4 separate regions of the Homo sapiens genome follow, and regions 1, 2 and 3 are each linked to region 4. A link is a loop called in an ENCODE intact Hi-C map of the cell type or tissue named here. Cell type or tissue: Caco-2. All regions are shown on one strand. Region 1 has its middle 80 kb from the start of SLC15A1. Region 2 overlaps STK24 (serine/threonine kinase 24). Region 3 overlaps STK24 (serine/threonine kinase 24). Region 4 overlaps STK24 (serine/threonine kinase 24).

Evidence for each region. Hi-C counts contacts between places; a loop is a spot of excess contacts. Peaks named below come from ENCODE experiments on the same cell type or tissue, not always from the same donor. Only the 100,000 strongest peaks of a DNase experiment are listed, where the experiment ranks them.
Region 1: a loop joins it to region 4, with 4 times the contacts of the local background. A loop is called at or near these places in 2 of 110 quality-filtered maps.
Region 2: a loop joins it to region 4, with 2.2 times the contacts of the local background. A loop is called at or near these places in 22 of 110 quality-filtered maps.
Region 3: it touches region 4 in a loop (2.4-fold over the local background); 7 of 110 quality-filtered maps call a loop at or near these places.

The regions. Positions count from the first base shown.
Region 1 is chr13:98,670,196-98,675,195 of GRCh38, reverse strand. It overlaps the pseudogene RN7SL60P. Among named protein-coding and RNA genes, the nearest start is that of SLC15A1, 80 kb to the left of the region's middle. In Caco-2, a CTCF peak has its summit at 2,044; a DNase peak (open chromatin) is centred at 1,885.
Region 2 is chr13:98,555,343-98,560,342 of GRCh38, reverse strand. All of the region lies in intron 1 of STK24 (serine/threonine kinase 24), which reads left to right. Among named protein-coding and RNA genes, the nearest start is that of STK24, 19 kb to the left of the region's middle. In Caco-2, no CTCF peak of the experiment used is centred here; no DNase peak of the experiment used is centred here.
Region 3 is chr13:98,539,822-98,544,821 of GRCh38, reverse strand. All of the region lies in intron 1 of STK24 (serine/threonine kinase 24), which reads left to right. Among named protein-coding and RNA genes, the nearest start is that of STK24, 35 kb to the left of the region's middle. In Caco-2, no CTCF peak of the experiment used is centred here; no DNase peak of the experiment used is centred here.
Region 4 is chr13:98,483,034-98,488,033 of GRCh38, reverse strand. All of the region lies in intron 2 of STK24 (serine/threonine kinase 24), which reads left to right. Among named protein-coding and RNA genes, the nearest start is that of FARP1-AS1, 50 kb to the right of the region's middle. RefSeq lists enhancers at 2,777-2,856, 3,257-3,336, 3,397-3,566, 3,003-3,694. In Caco-2, no CTCF peak of the experiment used is centred here; DNase peaks (open chromatin) are centred at 2,963 and 3,443; H3K4me3 peaks cover 181 bases.

The sequences.
Region 1 (5,000 bases), 190 kb before region 4:
AGATGTCTACAGAGGGTTTTGAGCCTAGAAGTCACGTGACTGCTGTGTGGCAGGACCCCTCTAGCTACTGTCTTAAGAATAAAGTGATCTGGGCGTGGTGGCGCGTCTGTAGTCCCAGCCACTTGGGTACTTGGGAGGCTGAGGCAGGTGGATTACTTGGAGCCTAGAAGTTGGAGACCAGCCTGGGAAACATAGGGAGACCGCATCTCTACAAAAAATTTAAACATTAGCCAGGTATGGTGGCACACATCTGTGATCCCAGCTCCTCAGGAAGCTGAGGTAGGAGGATTCCTTGAGCCAAGGAGTTCGGAGCAGTGGTGAGCCACGATCGCACCACTGCACTCCAGCCTGGGCGACAGAGCGAGACTCCGTCTCAAAAAAAAAAAAAAAAAAAAAAAGAATAAACTGAAAGGGGCCAAGTGTCCATGCAGGTTCCCAAGTGACCTTCCAGGAGGGTGGCTCTGGCTAGGTAGGTGGCAGTGTGGTGGTGAGAAGTGGTGGGATTCTGGATATACTTTGGAGGTTGATGGAGCCAACAGGATTCTCTGACAGATGAAATGTGGGAGACAAGAGAAAGATATTTGCTACTTTCAGCATGGCCTGTTCTAAGGGCTTTGAGCATTTTATTCATTTAATACCCTGAGCAGCCCTTGGAGGTAAGCATATCAGCATCCTCATGCCACAGATGAGGAAACTGAGGCACACTGTGGTTCAATAACTTGCTCGAGATCCTACAACTCTGTAAGTGACAGAGACAAACCCAAGCTTGATGATGGCTTTCCTGTGCCTCTGTTCTCTCGAATTCTGAGAGTGCCTGCACCTTGGGAGGAAGCAGAGAGTCAATGTTTGTTTCCAACAGAGAGGTGACTGCAGTAGTCTGTGATTGAAACAGAAACCACAGTTGGGAAGTAGGAAATCCAAGTTCCCATCTGCCTTCCTGGTTAACTAGTCTAGGTATAGACTTCCAGTCTGTAATCATATCAAGGTGGAATTGCTAAGAAGAGCATGTTTTCTGTCTCTCCCTCTCTCTCTCCCCACCGCCCCTCAGCTCACCTTTATAAATCTGTTATTTGCCTGATGTGTTTCTTCAGAAAGAACTCGAGGACACTTCCAATCCCCTTCACACCTCCACTGTCATAGGAGCAGGGAAGGCCTTGGAGACAGGCAGCCCCATCTGCGACGCAAGGACCTGCGCTGCCTCTCAGGGAATAGCACAGAACGGTGGTGAGAACGGAGGTCGCAGAGTCCAAGATTTGGATTTAAGTCCCTAAGTAGGGAGCTCTTAGGACCTGTGTGATAATGGGCAAGTTCTTAGAATTCTGAGCCTCAGTCCTCTCTCTGAAATATGGGGATAATGGTAGTGTCAATGTCAGAGAGGTGTTGCCAGAATTTGCATTAAGGGGACCGAACAACTGCCCTCGTTGGTCCAGGACTGAGAGGATTCTCAGGACAGTCCTTGGCCAAACAGGATGAGTTGGTCACTTTAATTTAATAAGACAATCTATGTAAAGTGCTTGGACTTGGCTCATTGAAGTGCTCTTAGATGCTCCAATGATAGTATCTCTTCAACAACATTTATTTAGTAAGCACCTACTATGTGTTCAATGCTGTATGATACACTGGGGGTAAAACATAGATAAAGCCCTGCCCTCAAGGAGTTTGCAGGTGTTCACGGAATGCTCAGAGCAAATCCTTGGGGTCCAACCATGACAGGGTTAATAGTGGGGCTGTGTCTAAATGGGAGGACAAAGGTCAGGCACTTCTCTCAGCTGTCCCCAGCAGAAGCCACCAAACAGAGCAGTGACCTCAGTGGCTTCCTGTTTCGAAAACATGGGCGTCTGAGAAGCCGGATGGCCCCAGGGTGTGGTCAAATGACCACAGGTGCTTTGCCAAATGGCTCTGGGCAAGCCCAGCTCCCGGAGCTTTTCTTTAGACTGAGTGAGGTCCGGGCAAACTGTTTGCAAGTTCCCCAGATTGGCCACAAGATGGCAGGAAAGCACATTTGTAGGAAAACATGGCAACAAAAGGCTTTTCTCAATGTCAGAAATTAGGAATTTTTTGTGCGTACACATCAGAAGGCCTGTCCGAAACTGAGTATTTGTATTTCTAGAAGTTTCAATCTTGGGACTGGCCATAGCGGACTTACAGTCTGTCTGGACTCAGGTAGGGATTCCAGCAGGGATCGCAATTCCTCCAGATGGCACCAGACATCTTGTGGAAGCAACGGGCTTTACCTGAATTAGGAGAAATTCAGGAAAGAAATTCACATTGACAAAGCACTTCCTACATGCCAGGGTTTGCATTATTTTACATATGTCCTCATCTATTCATTCATTCAACAAATATTTAGTAAGCATTACTATTTTCTAGGCACGGATGTAGGCCAGATAAACTGACAGAGAGTCTAACGTCAGGTGTGGATAAGTGTCACAAAGCAGAAACAAAGAGAGTAGGGAGGCAGAGAGTAATGAAGGCTGATATTTTAGTCAACTCTGATGAGTATTCTATTAATTTCAGTATTTGAAGAACCTTTTGAAGGACTCCAACCTGGAGGCCCATTGTACAGCAGAATTCAGAGAAATCCTTCTAAAACTATGTTGGGTATTGACCATTTTTGGTTTGGGTTAAAAAACAAAAAACAAAACAAAACAAAAAACTATGTTGGGGTCCCCTTCATCTCACCACTTTGTCACCTCCTGTACCCCATATCATCTTCTTTCTTGACTTAGAAAGAAGACCCTTTTTTTGGTGGGGTACTTTTCTGTAGTGACTTCCTGAGAAAGGTAATAGGGGAGGTAAACTTTTTCTAGGGTCTTGCAGGTCTGAAAATGTTTGAATTCTCCCTTCTCTTTTGCTTGACATTTGACTGTGTATAGAATTCCAGCTGGAGACCATTTTTCCTGGTAATTTTTTTTAAAGAGATGGACCCTCACCATGTTGCCCAGGCTGGCATGCAGTGGCTATGCCCAAGTACGATCCCACTATTGATCAGCATAGGAGTTTTGACCTGCTCCAGTTCCAATCTGGGCCAATTCACCCTTTCCTAGACAATCTGGTGGTCCCCCACCCCCAGGAGGTCACTATATTGATGCTGAACTTAGCGTGGACACCCGATTGGCATAGCACACTACAGCCCAGAACTCCTGAGCTCAAGCGATCCTCCCCCATCAGCCTCCTGAATAGCTGGGACTACAGGCATACACCACCATGCCCAGTGTTCCCCGGCAATTTTGAAAGTATCACTCCACTGTTCCAGCTTTCAATGCTTCAGCTATTGAAAAGCCCAAGGCATTCTGATTGTTATGGATCTTGTGTGTAAGAATGTTTTTCTCTCCAGAAGCTTGTAGAATCATCTGTTGGGTTCTAGAAATTTGAAATTTCATGATGATATATCTGGCATGGGCCCATTTTTAACCATTGTGCTGATGCTCCAGTGGCCCTTTCAAACTGGAAACTCATGTCCTTTGATTGTGGGACATTTTTATGAATTTTTCATTTTTAATTTTCTCCCTTCCACTTCCTCTGTTCTCTCTGGACTCCTGTTATTTAGAGGTTAGTCCTCCTTGACCAGCTCTCTAATTTTCTTATCCTTTCTCTCCTACTTCTTTTTCTCACTTTTTTTTTTTTTTTTTTTTGAGACAGTCTAACTCTATCTTCCAGGCTGGAGTACAGTGGCATGATCTCGGCTCACTGCAAGCTCCACCTCCCAGGTTCAAGCCATTCTCCTGCCTCAGCCTCCCGAGTAGCTGGGATTACAGGTGCTTGCCAACGCACCCAGCTAATTTTTTGTATTTTTAGTAGAGACAGGGTTTCACCATGTTGGCCAAGCTGGTCTCGAACTCCTGACCTTAAGAGATCCACCTGCCTTGGCCTCCCAAAGTGCTGGGATTACAGGTGTGAGCCACCGTGCCCAGCCTCTACTTTGAGATTGCTTCAGCTATGCTCTAAGCTCTCTCATGTATTTTTTACTTCCTTCATCAAGTCTTCAATCCAAAGGGCTTTTTAATTACCTGAATTGTTATTGATTATAGTATCCAGCTTGTACTTCTTGATTACAGTGTCTTCTCTTAGAAGTTTCAGACAGTTGACATACGGATTTTGAAGTTTTTTTACCCTACGTAATCTCTATTTTCCCCAAGTTGCCTTTTTTTCTGATGTGCTTGTTTTTTGGTATGTTTTTCAAATAGCAGATCTCATTCGATGTCTTATGACCCTTGGCTGTCTGCTCTATGTTTAAGAGTAGGGGTAGACAAAGGAATATAAATCATTCTATTATAAGGACACCTGCACACATATGTTCATCGCAGCACTATTCACAATAGCAAAGACAGGGAATCAACCCAAATGCCCATGAATGATACACTGGATAAAGAAAATGTGGTCCATACTGTGAACCCAGAACATCTGAGACAGGCCTCAATTAATTTAGAAAGTTTATTTTGCCAAGGTTGAGGACGCGCCTGTGACGCAGCCTCAGGAGGTCCTGATAACATGCGCCCAAGACGGTCAAGGCACAGCTTGGTTTTATACATTTAGGGAGACATGAGGCATCAATGATATAGGTAAGAAGTACATTGGTTCCATCTGGAAAGGCGGGACAACTTGAAGCGAAGGCAGGAAGACTCGAAGCAGGGAGGGAGCGTCCAGGTCACAGATAAGAGAGGGCATTGTCTTTGGACTAGGGCGCTGTGTCTTAAGTCCCACCGGCTTCTCCATGAGACCCACACAGGCTTTGCCTGAGTTTCGCTCCTGCCTCTGGACGAGGTTACTGTGCTCAGTGGTTTGCCCTTAACAACTCAGGCGTCCCCTTGCGCTTTTAGATTTAGGCCTTAAAAATTAGCATGTAATTATGGAAATCACTCAGTCACTTGATTATGACCTCAAAGGCAGGGCTCTTAGTATCCAAATGAAATATTGGGAATTGAAAAATATATCTTAGAATGAAGCAAATTGCCAAATTCCAGTAAAACTCTGAAGATTGCAGTGCCTTCTATCGGTTT
Region 2 (5,000 bases), 72 kb before region 4:
GGCAGTAGTCATTGAAATAATACATTCCTTGTATAAAGTTTTCATCCCGTACAAGGTGCATAAGTGGGTCAGGGGCAATATTGAGCCATAGCGTTGAGCAGCGTTGAGTGGATGCTTGGCTGTGCCCAGTGACCCACGAGGACTGGAGCGTCGAGGGGAGGTGTCTGCCTGTTGGCACTGAGACTGTGAGTAGCTGCACATCATTTCAGGGTTTGCTGTCAACCGGCTTCAGATCAGTTTAGATCTCACCTCCAGAGGAGTTGGAAAAACTGCTGGTTTTCGGAGACTTTTGGATTTTGAAAGTTTGGATAAGGGACCTGGACCTTTACTACTACACTTCTATTATTACTGTTTTTTTAAGAGATGGGAGTTCACTATGTTGCCCAGTCTGGACTTGAACTCCTGGGTCAAGTGATCTCTCCTGCCTCAGCCTCGAGTGGCTGCAAAAGCAGGGACTACAGGTGCATGCCACAGTGCCTGGCTTTTTTTTTTTTCCTTTCAGTGATATGAGATATGAGAAGTTAGTGCTCCTGAATTTTGCTGGAACTCATTTGCTTTTTCTCTTTGTTCAGATTTTCAAATTTTTGTTTTGGTATGATTGGTTGTCTTTAGTGATTTAACTTTTGTGAGAAATGGAAACTATTTGGATAGAAGTACACTTTAAGAAAAAGAGGGAGTGTTGTCAGGCTTTGTTGTAAAGATCTTTGCTATTTTACGAAAAATGGTACGTAAGTGTAGACTTTGTGGCCATTTAATCGCATGACAAAAACTAGGAAGGGATTGTATGAGTCCATTTTCATACTGCTATGAAGAAATACCCGAGACTGGGTATTTATAAAGAAAAAGATTTAATGGACTCATAGTTCCACATGGTTGGGGAGGCCTCACAGTCATGGCGGAAGGCAAAAGAAGAGCAAAGTCACGTCTCACATGTCGGCAGGCAAGAGAGCGTGTGCAGGGGAACTGCCCTTTATAAAACCATCAGATCTTGTGAGACTTAGTGTCATGCGAAGAGGATGGGAAAAACCCTCCTGTGATTCGGTTACCTCCCACTGGGTCCCTCCCACAATGCATAGGGATTATGGGAGCTACAATTCAGGATGAGGTTTGGGTGGGGACACAGCCAAACCATATCAGGGATATATTAATACACTTTTTTCTTTTTTTTTGAGACGGAGTTCGCTCTTGTTGCCCAGGCTGGAGTGCAATGGTGCAACCTCCACCTCCTGAGTTCAAGAGATTGTTCTGCCCTCAGCCTCCTGAATAGCTGGGATTATAGGCATGTGCCTCCATGCCTGGCTAATTTTGTATTTTTTTTTTTTTTTTTTTTTTTTTTTTTTAGTAGAGACAGGGTTTCTCCACGTTGGTCAGGCTGGTCTCGAACCCCCAACCTCAGGTGATCCGCCTGCCTCAGCCTCCTAAAGTGCTGGGATTACAGGCGTGAGCCACCGTGCCCAGCCTAGGGATATATTAATATTTTTATTGTAATTTACTTCTGTGGTCACCATTGTTTGATGCAAAAAGAAGCACAGTTTTTCAATTGTAAGAAATAAAGTTTAAAATATGTGGACTGTTCCCAAATACATTCCCGATTTCACTTGTAACTTTGTTGGTTAGTCGCCTGCATATTTTCGTATAGAAAGGAGTTTGGAAATAGCAGTTAAGTTGTGAGGCTAGGCTAGAAAAGCCTTTTACTCCAAAGTCTATGTAAACTATAATCTTAAGAGTTAAGTTCCTGGTTCTGAAGGCAGGAAGCTAGTTGGCATAAGAGAGTTGGAGGAGGAGGAGGAGTTTTCTTTATGTTTCTGGGTGCAGGTTTCTGAGTTAGTTTAGGTTGGTCTTTGGGGCTGTGCCAGGCCTGGCTGTGCCCTGCAGTACCCCCTTCTCCATTGTAGTGCCCTCCTGGTGTTGTACCGCTCTGGTGTTTACTGCATTCCTCTTTGCTGCACCCCCTCTAGTGGGTTCAGTAGTTCCCATGAAAACAGGATTCCTCCTGTCAAAATTGCTCAGCTGGATGCTGGGAAAGTATTCCTAATAGTTCATAAAACCGGTAGGCCTTCTTAATTATGGGAAGAAAGATGTGTGTTGATCTGAATAGATATCTAATAGGTGGTATATCAGCCAATGTGTAAGGCATAGGAGATGGTGTTTAGAGTTGAAGAGGGATCTGTCATACGTCTGGTGCAGTGCTGGCATTGGGATTAGATGACTAACAGCTCCGTCTTCAAGGAGCTTATGGCCCAGTAGCAGAGGCACATGTGTCGCATACATTTCAATGGGAAAAAATGCATTTATGGAAGTATAAGGCTCAGAAGTAGCGCAGAGGAGGGGGTAATTAAGTATCTAGACCTAGCCGGCTGAAGATTAATAAAGGAAACAATGGCTGAGCTCTGTTCTAGAAGAATTTCTTTTAAAGGCAGAGGGCATCCAGACAGATTAGAATGTTCAAAAGCATGGTGTCTTTAAATGGCACAGAGTGTTTGGAAAAATACAAGGAATCCAATTCTGCCGGACTTAAGGGGAAAGGAAAGAGAACAAGACACATATGTTGAAGAAGGTAGTCCAGGACCAGATCATATCAGGTCCTAAAATAAGTGCTCCCAGACTACCTTGTCATTATCACCCATGGGACCATGCTGAGTGGTTTGGGCTTTAGCCTATTAGGTGATGTGACATTTCTGGGAAATTTGAATTGGCAGAATGAGACCCATTTTGGGCGTTGACAGTTTGGTGGTTAGACTGGAAAGGAAGGAGGCTGGTCCCCCAGCTAGGTCTCATTGCGGTTTCCCAGGTAAAAGCTGATGCCAGATCGAACTGTGCCACCAGTGGGTGGGGAGGAGGAGGGATTTGAGGGAGGGAGCTGTGGGGGTGAGCGGGGCAGGCTTCAGTGATGATGGTGATGGAGGGAGGGAGGTGCCCTGGGGCGAATGAACGCACCCACGCACCCAAGTCCTTGGGGCTGATGACTAGCATGGAAGATGAAGATCCTATGTAGATAAGGAATTCTGTTTCAGATGAGTGGATTGTGGGCAGAGGAAATGAACAGGCAGTTAGAAATATGGGTCTGGAGCTGGTGGAAGAGTTCAGGCTAGAGACTGAGTCTGGTGACTGATTAATTAGGTCATTTGTGCTAGCAACATGGGACGGCTGTTATCACTATACAGAGGGTGATTGAAGAGGGAGTAGCCTGTGTTTCAGATCCCAGACTTCATCACACTTGGCTACTCCACCTAGCTTTACCTGCTAGGCAAAGCAGGTTCTGCTCTGAATGTGAGCCCCAGAGTGTCCACACGGCAGCAGCATTGGCTCAGGTGGATGGATGGGGTGCGAGGTGCTGTGGGTGGCTGATCACCAGTGGGAACAGTGTGTCAGCTGGTCGTAAGTCAAGAGTAGCTTGTAATTTCTTAGACGACAGGAGTTCCTTTTAACAAATTTATTAGACAAATCATGTGTCTGAGCTCCACATACCTAATATATACATCATTTTGACCCTGCATCTCTTGTCCAGTTTAGTGGTGGTCACTTCCGAAGTGGGTCCTAAAGTAGTTTTCCAGTGAGTTGCATAGCAGAATTTAAGGCTGTTTAAACAGCCTCAGTCTTGGTTGCACCTGCAAAAATCGGGTAGAAGCCTCTAGGTGAGTTAAACCCAGCAGACTTTCATTTTAACCCAGGTGGGTGATTCTGGGCTTCCAGTGGTGCTGCTTTTACCATCCCTGGTTTGATGTGGCCCAGGGTGGCTGGCATGACCCTGGCTGGTGTTGTTACTCACCATTGGGGCACATACTCATTGTGTTACAGTGATTTTTTTGTTGTTGTTGTTTTTCAGTTGTAGGCAAAAGAACAACAACCTCAACTAGTTTAAGCAAAAAGAAGAAGGGGAGATTCATCTGCTCACAGCACTGAAAGGGCTGCAGTGGGCTTGACTTCCAGTACAGTGGAACGTGAGGGCTTACTTCTTAGGCAGGTGTGCCCCAGCCGATGATAAAGGCGGCTGCCCGCAGCACCCAGCCTTAATGATGTGATCCTGGGGGACAAAGAGCACCTCTTTTTCAGTAGCTCTAGCACAAGTTCTTAGGCAATGCTGAGCGTCCTAGCATAGTCCTTAACCCTGGACTGATCCCTGTGGCAAGAGGAGTGGGGCTCTGGCCAATCCATGCCCCCTGCCAGCCCTGTTGGGGAATCCAGGCCATGCGACTGACAATTCCCCGGGGAAGGAGGAGAAGTCAGGAAAGATAGAGTTCTTCCTGAAGTGGGTCCTGAGTATGGGACCGAATTTCTTATCCGGGCATTTCGTCAGGTATATGCTGATAAAAGACCTTATCTAGAGAAAGGAAGACATTTACATAAGACAGGGAGGCTGGTAGCCCGCACGGTGGCTCACGCCTGTAATCCCAGCACTTTGAGAGGCCGAGGCGGGTGGATCACAAGGTCAGGAGATTGAGACCATCCTGGCTAACATGGTGAAACCCCATCTTTACTAAAAATACAAAAAAAATTAACCGGGTGTGGTGGCGGGCACCTGTAGTCCCAGCTACTCGGGAGGCTGAGGCAGGAGAATGGCGTGAACCCAGGAGGCGGAGCTTGCAGTGAGCGGAGATTGCGCCACTGCACTCCAGTCTGGGTGACTGAGCAAGACTCCATCTCAAAAAAAAAAAAAAAAAGACAGGGAGGCTGATATGTGTAGGACGTTTTTAATTGGTTAAAACCAATCAGGAGTTTTCTGTTGAGAGTGAGGTTTTTATTTATTTATATATTTTTTTTATTGAGACGGAGTCTCACTCTGTCGCCCAGGCTGGAGTGCAGTGGTGCGATCTCGGCTCACTGCAAGCTCCGCCTCCCGGGTTCATGCCGTTCTGCTGCCTCAGCCTCCCGAGTAGCTGGGACTACAGGCGCCCGCCACCATGCCTGGCTAATTTTTTGTTTTTAGTAGAGATGGGGTTTCACCGTATTAGCCAGGATGGTCTCAGTCTCCTGACCTCGTGATCTGCCTGCCTCGGCCT
Region 3 (5,000 bases), 57 kb before region 4:
TTGGAGACTTAAAAGGTGCTCCGAATTGTCTGTAATTTCTTTGAGAGTTGAGAGTATTTTTCTGAAATGTTTCCCCTCTCCCTTGGGAATTCGGAAATATTTTCCTTTTGCTTGTTTTCTTTTTCACCACTGTCTTTCCTTGTAGAGGCGTCTCCGCATGCCTCGGTGTGGATTCTTTGGCTTAGGAGGGGACCTGCCATGTACCCTGGCCTCAGGTCGGCTTGGAGGGTGGGGAGCATTGCCTCCTGGGGCGGGCGGCTCTGTCCTCTCCTCTCCGGCCTGCCCTGCCTTCTGCCGGCTGGCTGTGCCTCTGCCTGCTCTACCCGGCGGGATGAGATACTCCAGGGGGGCTGCGCCACTCCCAGTAGGGCCCTTGCTTCCCAGATGCAGGGTCAGGGCCCAGTTGCCTGGGGCCCACAGTGCAAAGCTGGCCTCTCTTCCAGGAAACCTTCCTGGTTAGGGAAGTGGAGATGCCCTCGTGGGCCAGGCCTGCTGGGGACTTCTGTGTCTGCAGTTGGGCCACGGGAACGTACCTGCCACCTCAGTTTCAGAGCCTCCTGCCCCTGTGCTGGCCTAAGGTCCTGCTGTGTTCTCAGTTGTCGCCTCAGCCTGGGGCAGAGGTCATTGTGCCCGGCAGGTAGTCTTTGTCATCTGTGGGTTCAGGTGAGAGTAGTTCCTAGTTTTATTGCAGATGGACTTTTCTTCTCACTCTCCTTCCTTTATTAACTTCAGCGTGGGCCACAGCAGCCTAACGTAAATGCACCTTTCATTTAATGGCTTTTACTAGAAGCCTCTTCATAGCTATTTTTAAACCTGAGGTCCACTAACATGACTCCAAATTAGAGCCAGGATACTCACACTTGCCAATTTACATTGTGTGCTGTTCTTATGAAGCCTAGGATCAAAAAAGACCCAGAAGTAAAATCAAGTTTCTTTTGTATAGCATGTGGTTTATGCGTGTGGGTGACCGAGTCTGCCGGATACTGAGTCGTGGATGGCAGCTTCTGGCGGTGATCCGTTCAATAGAAGCCATTGATGACCGGCACCGCATCTGCAGGCTTCACCCTCGGGGCGGCTGGCAGCTCCTCTCTTGCAGTCGAGGGGTGTCCTGCGTCCTACCATAGTTCAGCACCATCCTTGGGGGCCACTTGGGAGTAGAGGGCTTCCGGGCCCCAGTGCGGGGTCTCCTGTTGCTGCCTCCCCTCTCTCTGTATTCTCTGTCTCTCTGCAGCGATCAGACCCGCGTCTTCGGGTCCGCGCCCACCCTGGCCTCACCTGCTGCTTCTCAGCTGCTGTTGATGGAGACCAGCTGTTTGACCTTTCGTAGTGTGTGCCTTTATTACGCACCAGAATGTTCTGAGAGCAGGACTGAGGCCCCACTCTGAGAGGTGCAGTTTGGGCAGACCGGGAATTTGGGGCAGCTGTGTTTGTGCTTGGAGACCTTTTTTGCTTGGTGCTTCTGGAGGGTCGAGGTTTCTCAAATCTGAGTGCCGAATCAAAGTTGAGTTGTACTGAGAGAGCCGCAGTTAAGTAAATGTATGCAGACTTCCTGTCAGGTCCAGCCGCGGGAGCACATTGGTTGAATTATTCATTTGGTTTGCCCTTCAAGTGTTTAGTTCTCTTTTTTTGGGGAAAAAAACAACTCTGTGGGGACACTTGGATAGAGAGGATTTTCCCGAAGCTGTAAACTTTGGAGGATGGCATGACTGGTCTCCTCCCAGCCGGAGCGGAGCTGCGGCCTCTCCCCCCTCCCTTGGCCTTTGCTGGCACCTGTAAGCCCCCGGAGGCTTCAGTCTTTGGGCCTTCCAGGTCCACGCTAGCTGGCTGCTGTTTTCTGCTACAGGAAGTGGTGGATCTGAGACTTGGTACTCCGTCCCATCGTCTCCACAAATACACCCGTTCCTGTCAGGCCGCGTGTTCTGGTGTTGTTTGGAAATGAGGGGGTCTAGATTTCAACTGACCTCTTACGGACATACAGGGTAAGCGTTGGTACTTGGACGTGTAGATGGAGAAAGTAGAGTAAAAGACAAACGCATAGAAAGTAGATTGCACCATCAGCCTTTCTAGGGCTGTGGGCTGCTTTGCTTCCCGTCACTTTCACTCCAGGAACAAGGGACTAATATGGAAAGGAACCTAGGAACCGGGAAACCCGAGCATTTATTAGGCTCAGCTGTATGATTTTTAATGTGTGTTTCTTTATCTGAAGTGCATGAACTACCTTGTAGGCTGTTTCTTGGGTCTAGGAAGCCATTTATATTTATATGCTGGTTTCCTGAAAAACACAGAGTGCTCTGTGAGTATGAGGGGTTACTGTGTTGTCACTTGAGTTGACCCTGGAGTTTGAGGCTGGCCCTGTTCTGGTTACCATCAGTAAAAGGCAGAGCTGGGAGGAAGTTGGAACCTACCAATTGGCCGTTTTTTTTGTTGTTGTTGTTGTTGTTTGTGCATAGGATGAATGTATTGTTTTTGTCAGTCCTTTTTACCTTAACAGACGAGAGAGTTGGCTGGAATGGTCCCTACTCAGCAATATTTATTTAGGTTTGCACACCTTCCAAAACGTTGCTTATTTAAGTCCCATTTACAATGCTTTAAAATGGCTGACATATCAGTCAGCGCTAGGGTCGGTGGAGTGTGATGTCAAGAAAGTATTAAATCATGAGAGCTGATTACCATGTCCAGAAAATAACGCAGTCTTGTAAATAACCTTTGTCTTCAGGTCGGGATAAGAAATGAGTTATAAACGGCCCATGGTTAAAGTCCTAGTGGACCCTTGGAGAACAGCGGGTGGAGATGGAACGAGCTTTGACTCACTTGTGTTCTGTGTCCTTTGATCTGTGCCAAGGAAGAGATTGCTTTGAAATGCACGATTTTATTTTCTCAACTAAATATTGTAGCAGCAGTAATGGAGTAGTGAGTGGAAAAGTATTGCTCACTCTATTCCACATTTCCCGGAATTTATGTGATACACCCTGCTAACCCCCGGGCTTCAGTAATACCAGTGCGTGCTGTTTAGATGTGCAGATAAAATACACTTCCTCATGGTAAAAGGGTAAAGTGTCATGGATGAGGGCACAGGCTGTTGAGACAAACTGGTTCAAATCTTTCCTACAGTTCATCTCACCTTTGTGTTCTGGTTTCCTTATCTTTGAAGAGATGGGGATTACATGATTTAATTCTGTAGGGACAGCATCTGGTACATTTATTACATTGGCAGCTTCTAAGTCAAAAATAAGAAATATCTCTTGAAAGAATTTAAAAGTTTATTGTAAATTAGGTTATAATTTTCCTGAACCCTCCCACTTTCTGGCTCTGATGCTGACATCATGGTCTCTTTGCTCACAACCTCAAAAGTTTTCATAATACTGCCATTAGGAAAACACTGTTTCCTTTGAACATCTGAACAAACTGCCCTTCATAGTTGGTCGGGATGCAGCTGAAAGTGTTGGGTCCTGATTTTGATCAGCTTGAAGCTGTTCCCAGACCAAACTGAGGGTCAGGCTGCTATTTCTCGGGCCCAATAATGAGATGCAGATGAACTGGAGAGGAAGAGCGTTTTTATTTCCTGCAGCCGGTTACAGGGAGAAGGCCTGGAAATTATCCCCGGACCAACTCAAAATTACAAAGTTTTCCAGAGCTTATATACCTTCTAAGCTATATATTCTTGTATGTAAGTGTGCAGCTAAAGACATTAGTGAGCAACTTCTCTTAGTCTATAACTAAGGTCTGAGTCCTGAAGACCTTCCTCTGGAGCCTCAGTAGATTTACTTAATCTAAATGCGTCCAGGTGCTGGGGTAGATAACCCTTATTTTGTCTCCTGCTAAATCACAGAGGTTTGGGGAGTTCCTTCAGATGCCCAATAACCTTGTCTGTGGAGGCCTGGGGAGCTTCTTCAGACTCCTAGTAAAACTTATTTAATCTTAAATGGGTCCTGTTAAGAATTCTTTGGTTATTTTGTCATGCTTTAAGGCCCAGGAAAGGCCTAGGCAAAACTCTTGGTGGGCTTTTGTTATATTCCAGCTTTGTATAAGGGCAATGGCTTTTTTTTTTTTTTTTTTTTGCTTTTAATATTTAGCTTAACCACTCAGTACTGAAACAGTTGTTATAGAGGCCTGTGTGAGAGAGACTTGGCCTGCCACCAAGCTTCATGGACACGTTGTCAGCTTTGTGGCCTGCACTGGTCATTGGTTTTGGGGATCAGTTAGGTGGAGGAGTAGACAGGAATGTGAAGTTTAGGTAAATCATGAAACTGTGAACAATACTTAGCTTTTTTTGGTTTTGTTTTCAAAAGTCCTTCATCCACTGGGCATTTCAGCTCTCACTTGTGCCAGGCATTTTACTAGATGCTGGGGCAAGATGAACTGAAGGAAGTCTTTGCCCTTAAGGATCTCACAGTCATTTGTGAGAGACAGAAGTCTAAAGGTATGTAATGTGTAGTTTTTCTTTGAAACAGCTTTATTGATACATATTTTACATACCATAAAATTCATTTCAGGTGTAAAATGCAGTGAGTTTTAGTAATTTTACTGAATGGTGCAGCTAGCATCAATCAGAGCAGAACATTTCATCCCCAGTAAGATTCCTCATCGTCATTCACAGGTGATCTCTGTTCCCACCCTAGCCTTGGACAATTCTGCATCTACTTTGTAGCTCTATAAATTTGCCTTTTCTGGACATTTCATGTAAGTCGATCACACAGTATGTGTTCCTTTGTGACTGGCTGCTTTTGCTTAGCATGACGTTCTTGGGGCTCGCAACGCAGCTTGTGTCTGTTGTTCATTCCTTTTGCAGCAGAATCGTATTCTGTTGTTTGGATGGGCCACCTGTTTGTTGTCTGTTTACTCTCCAGCTGGTGGACATTTAGGCCGTTTGCACTGGCGGTTACTGTGAATCATGTCGCTGTGAACATCTGTGTGTGTGTCTGCGTGGACTTGTGTGTCCTGTTCTCTTGGGAATGGAGTTGCTGGGTTAGAGGGTAGGTTTTTTGTTTCCCCTTGGAGAC
Region 4 (5,000 bases):
TCGTGGGTGTGTGGGAGAGGGAAGCACAATTCAGTCCATAAAAATGACCAAAAAATAATAATAAAATAAAACTTGATGACACTGTGGCATGGGAAAGGGGGAAATTAGCACCCTCAGACACTGCTGAGGCCATATATGGGACAGCCTCTTTGGAGGGTCACTTGTCAGTATCTGTTAAAAATTCAGATGGAGTCCCTTCACCCAGCAGGTCTGCTTCCAGGACCCAGCAAAACTGACAAATGTACAGCTCTTCCTTGACACCTGGGCCGTCAGAGCGAAAAATGGAAACAATGTGAGCTCAATAAGGCATGGGCTAATTATGGTTAAAAAAATGAGGAAGTCCTTTACATATGGACTGCTCTTTAAGAAACTTTAGGTAAAAAGCAAGGTAAACAACAGTGTGTGTAGAATGCCACCGTTTGGGTAAAAGGGGGGTAAAGTTTTGTAGGTATTTGCTCGTATGTGCATAACTATTTTTCTCTGAGGTTACATTAGATGTCGTGATGACTTGCTGGGGCAGGGACGGTTGGTTTGCTGGGTAATGGGGGCCCAGGGTGGGAGGGAGACTTCTCACTGTATATACTTTGGCACCTTTTAAATTTTCACTCCAGAATTTATTAATTAAATGAATACTTTTATTTCCCTGATGAGAAAATTGTATCACGAGGTCATTCATAACTTAGGTTATTTGAGGTTGTTGAAAAAACATGAAATTATTTCGATTAAAGTCATCATTGTGTTGAGAAGCCTGCTGGTTTATTTTTCTTGGGGAATGAGTGCCTCAGAAGTCATGGTTTGGAAGGTTTTATGAGGACAGTGGTTCCACATCTGCAGGACAGAGCTGGGTCCTTCCCGGAGAACAGGCTGCCACTCAGACGCTCCTGCCATGAGGCCTCTGGTGCAGAATACGTGAATCATTGTACCAGGCTTCATTTTGCTTAGAAACTACTTAGAATTGTTAATTGGGCCCTTTTGGTTTTACCAGGTTATTCAGAGGCATTTCTGGGTGATGATGTTGATAAAGCTGATAGCACTTTGCATCTGTTGAGCACCATGAATTTTGCCAAGTGCTTTCCCACTCATGATCTCATTTAATTGTCACTTGGAACTGTGAGGTTGGAAGCACCGATCTGATTCCCATCTTGTTGTGGATGAAGAATTTAGAGGGTTTAAATGACTTGCCTGATGTCTCCTGGTAAGAGCTGGTCTTCCTGCTGCAGGAGTTTCAGTGTGTAAGCCAAGACGAGGAAGAATGGCTGAACGGTGCTTCTGGTCAGGAACCATGTCAGATTTGTCAGCGTCCATCGTGGGTGTAGTTCAGCGGTTCTCTGTTGGGTGATTTTGCCCTCTGGGGGACACTGACGATGTTTGGAGACATTTTCAGTTATCAGAACCTGGGGTGTGTCACCGGCATCTAGTGGACAGAGCCAGGGGTGCTGCTGAACACCCTGCAGTGCATGGGGGAGGCCTGCAGCAGAGCTGAGCAGCTCCAAAAGTCAGTGCTGGGGTGGAGGATCCCTGGTGTGGCTGTGAAGGAGAGCCTTGCCTGCAGCCCCCAAAGCTTGTCTCTTGCTTTCCCAAGCTTATCCGTGTGTTCACCTTTGAAGGTTTCTTCCTTAGGATTGGTAGTGGTAGAAACGATTCTTTGGGATCTCATTGGAGGCACATTTCAGGGCCCTCTTCTGGCGCCCATGTTGACTGTCTGTTGTCCTACCTTCCCAGTGCAGTGCTGCAGGGGTGTGGCGCGAGTGCGGCCCACATGTATGGGCACCAGAAGACTGAGACCCGGCCTTCACTCTGTCCCCTTTTTCTTTCTTTTTTTTTTTTTTAATACTTTTAAGTTCTGGGGTACATGTGCAGAACGTGCAGGTTTATTACATAGGTATAGATGTGCCATGGTGGTTTGCCGCACCCATCAAACCGTCATCTACATTGGGTATTTCTCCTAATGCTGTCCCTCCCCTAGCCCACCACCCTCCGACAGGCCCCAGTGTGTGATGTTCCCCTCCCCGAGTCCATGTGTTCCTGTCCCTGCTCCTCTTCCGCTTCCTCCCATTTCTGTGGGAAGGAGGGGAAAGCTGCTGTCTTAGTGGCTGGCGTTGGGTGTTAGGGTCCTCCTCCATTAATGGCTGGTGCATAGAGCACAGGAAGAGAGCCCCAGAAGTGCCAGGCGGTGGTGCAGCTGCTGCCTGTGTCTAGCGGGCTCCATCCGGTCCCCCGGGCCGACCTTCAGCGGCTGGAATGCTTGCAAACCTGAAACCGCCTTCGCAAAATGATGACTGAGACTAAAGAGATCGAACTTAACTGACTCCATCTTTCTAACCTCCAAGCTGTCCTTGTTCATTCCTGGGCACAGGCTGACTTAACTTTGGGAGAAACTTACAGTTTAAACAAAGGCGGTAACAGCCCTTTGCCAAAGCAGACCTCCTTCTTGCCTGGGGACTAGATTGCTTTTGTAGGACTAACATTAGCCACAAGATTAGAAATTATGGCTTAGGAGTCAGGCAGCTTGGGGCTACAAGATTCTGAGCCTCTCTAAACTGCTCCTAAGATCAGTGCCTGAGATATTTTGCAGGCCCTGCACTTGATGGATCAGCTGGCCCCACTCAGATCAATAAACTGGTTCATCTGATCTTGTGGCCCCCACCCAGGAACTGACTGAGCACAAGAAGACAGCTTTGATTCCCCGTGATTTCATCTCTTACCAATCAGCACTTCTGGCTCACTGGCTTCCCCTACCCCACCAGCTTATCCTTAAAAATTCTCCCCGAATGCTCGGAGAGACTGATTTCAGTAATAATAAAACTCTGGTCTCCTGCACAGCTGGCTCTGCGTGAATTACTCTTTCTCAACTGCAGTTCCCCTGTCTTGATGAGTCGGCTCTGTCTAGGCAGCGGGCAAGGTGAACCCACTGGGCGGTGACACACCCAATGAGGTTGAAAAGCAGGTTCCACCCAGAGTGGAGCTTTTCCTGATGCAATATCCCACCCCCTGGTTGTTGGTGCTGGTGTGTGAGTCACAGGCCCAGCCCGGGTATTTGAGACGCAGTGACCTCAATAAGGACTTGAGCTGGTTTCCTGAGTGCCCTCTGGTGAGCCTTGTGTCTGGGTAGCCTTGCCACCCAGCGCGTCTGCTACCAGGAATGAGTTGGAGGGAAGCGGGAAGGCTGTGTTATTTCTCCATCTTCCTCTCCAGGAAGGAGGCGGCCTTGGTCCTGAGGCGGGGTTTGCTCTGGGTAGAGAGCTCTGGATGTTCTGTTGTTGCTTGCACGTCCCCAGAAGGATCAGGGCGACACAGAAAACTTGGTTGAGGTGTCTTGCTAGGGCTCCTTAAAAGGAGAAGGTAGCCAGGTGAAACTTATCTTGTTTGCTTGGCAAGTGGTGACGTACCTTCGTGGTCAGATTGAGAGAGCAGCGAACTGAGGAGGGCGGAGCTTTGGAAGTGCAGAAGGACGAGGGGGTGGTCACTTGTGCCTTGCTGCTCCAGGAAGCTGCCTGGTGACCCTCAGTCCCCTAAGTCAGCAAAAGATTGTTTCCCAGGGTGTCATATTGCACAGCTGGCTACAGTGGGAGAAGAGGCGGGGAGATTACCTCCCTGCTGGGAGCTCCCCTTGCTGTGAGCAGACTTAATGCCCAGAAAATAGAAGGGATGGGAGCCAGTGAAACCAGTTAAACAGCAGCTGTTAAAAAGGGAGTGGGAGTAGAAACGTCAGAGTTCCCAGCTCTCTTAGGGAAAAGCGATTTAGATTTCCTTTGCCATCTAGAAAGATACTGGTGTTTTCCTGGAAGAGCTTACTGTGGCATACCCATTCCCCAGGAGCAAGCATTGTGGAAGCCTGCAGGCGAGCGTGTGTGTGAGATGAAGGTGTGCTGAAGGACACTCTTGATGATGGAAGCTTCCCTGAAATCAGAACCTGGGATCACCAAGCCTCCTCAAGGCAGGTGCCCGTGACTGGATGGTTATTGAATGAGCGACATGCCTGTCCCTCTGAGTTGGGTGTCAGACACATCATTCGAGGTTTCCGCACTTGTCCGGTCAAGACTGAAGTTGTCTTTATTATCTTAGCAGTCAAGGGCATTTAAACGCTTGAAAAGCATTCAACATACATTAAAACTTGGGCTGTTTATTTGGACTGTCTTAGAATCAACTCCAGATGGCAGGATTTAGTTTGAATTGTGAGAGGAATGTATTTTATAAATGCAGTGCATCTTACCGTTAGCGCCTCCCTAGAGTCAACACGAGTTACTCTTCCTTGGTCACAGGGTCCACAGTTAACATTTACTGAGCTCGAGCACACCAGCGCTGTCCCTGAGCACTTGAGTTTGCTGTTAAGTGGAAAATGCAGAGAAGTAAACCTGAAATGAAAATCAGAGCAATAGATAATAAAAGTAAAGTTTGCCCAGGGCGTGGGGAGGGAAGACAAGTGAAGCATTTTCCTGACTTGCGGAACCTCCAAAAGCAAAAAGGCCTGGGAAGTTGGGGCGTGTTCTCAAAGGGTGAGCTCACTTGGAGTCAGCGCAGTGAGACCTGGAGTCAGGGGCGAACTGAGGGGTCTTCCTTGGGTGTTCTAAGAGCCGGACTCAGTGCTCTCCCAAAGGGACCAAAGAGCCTTAAAAAAGGTTTCTTCTTTTTTTTTCCTCCATGTGTGCAAAAGCCACCACCGAGTCCTGAGTCAGCAGCGGAGCAGGCTGACGTCTGAACCCCGTGAACCCACTGTGAACCCAAACTCTGGCGGTGGCGTCCCGTGCCAGCCATGGGTTCTTGGCTGCTCGCCGTGGCCAGGCTCTTGGCCAAGGCCTCGTGCAGAAGCTCAGGAGACAGCTGCCCGGGCCCCTAGGTCGTGAAGTGGGAGTCGGGATCCAGACCCTGCCCAGGCTGCCCCGTGCCCTGCACTGCCTGGCTCCCCAAGGAGGGCGGACAGGTTTGCGGGCTTGTTTTCCAGGGAGTAGCACTTTGGGATTTGTGGTTTTAAAAAGAGAACTCTGCAAGTCATGAGGGCT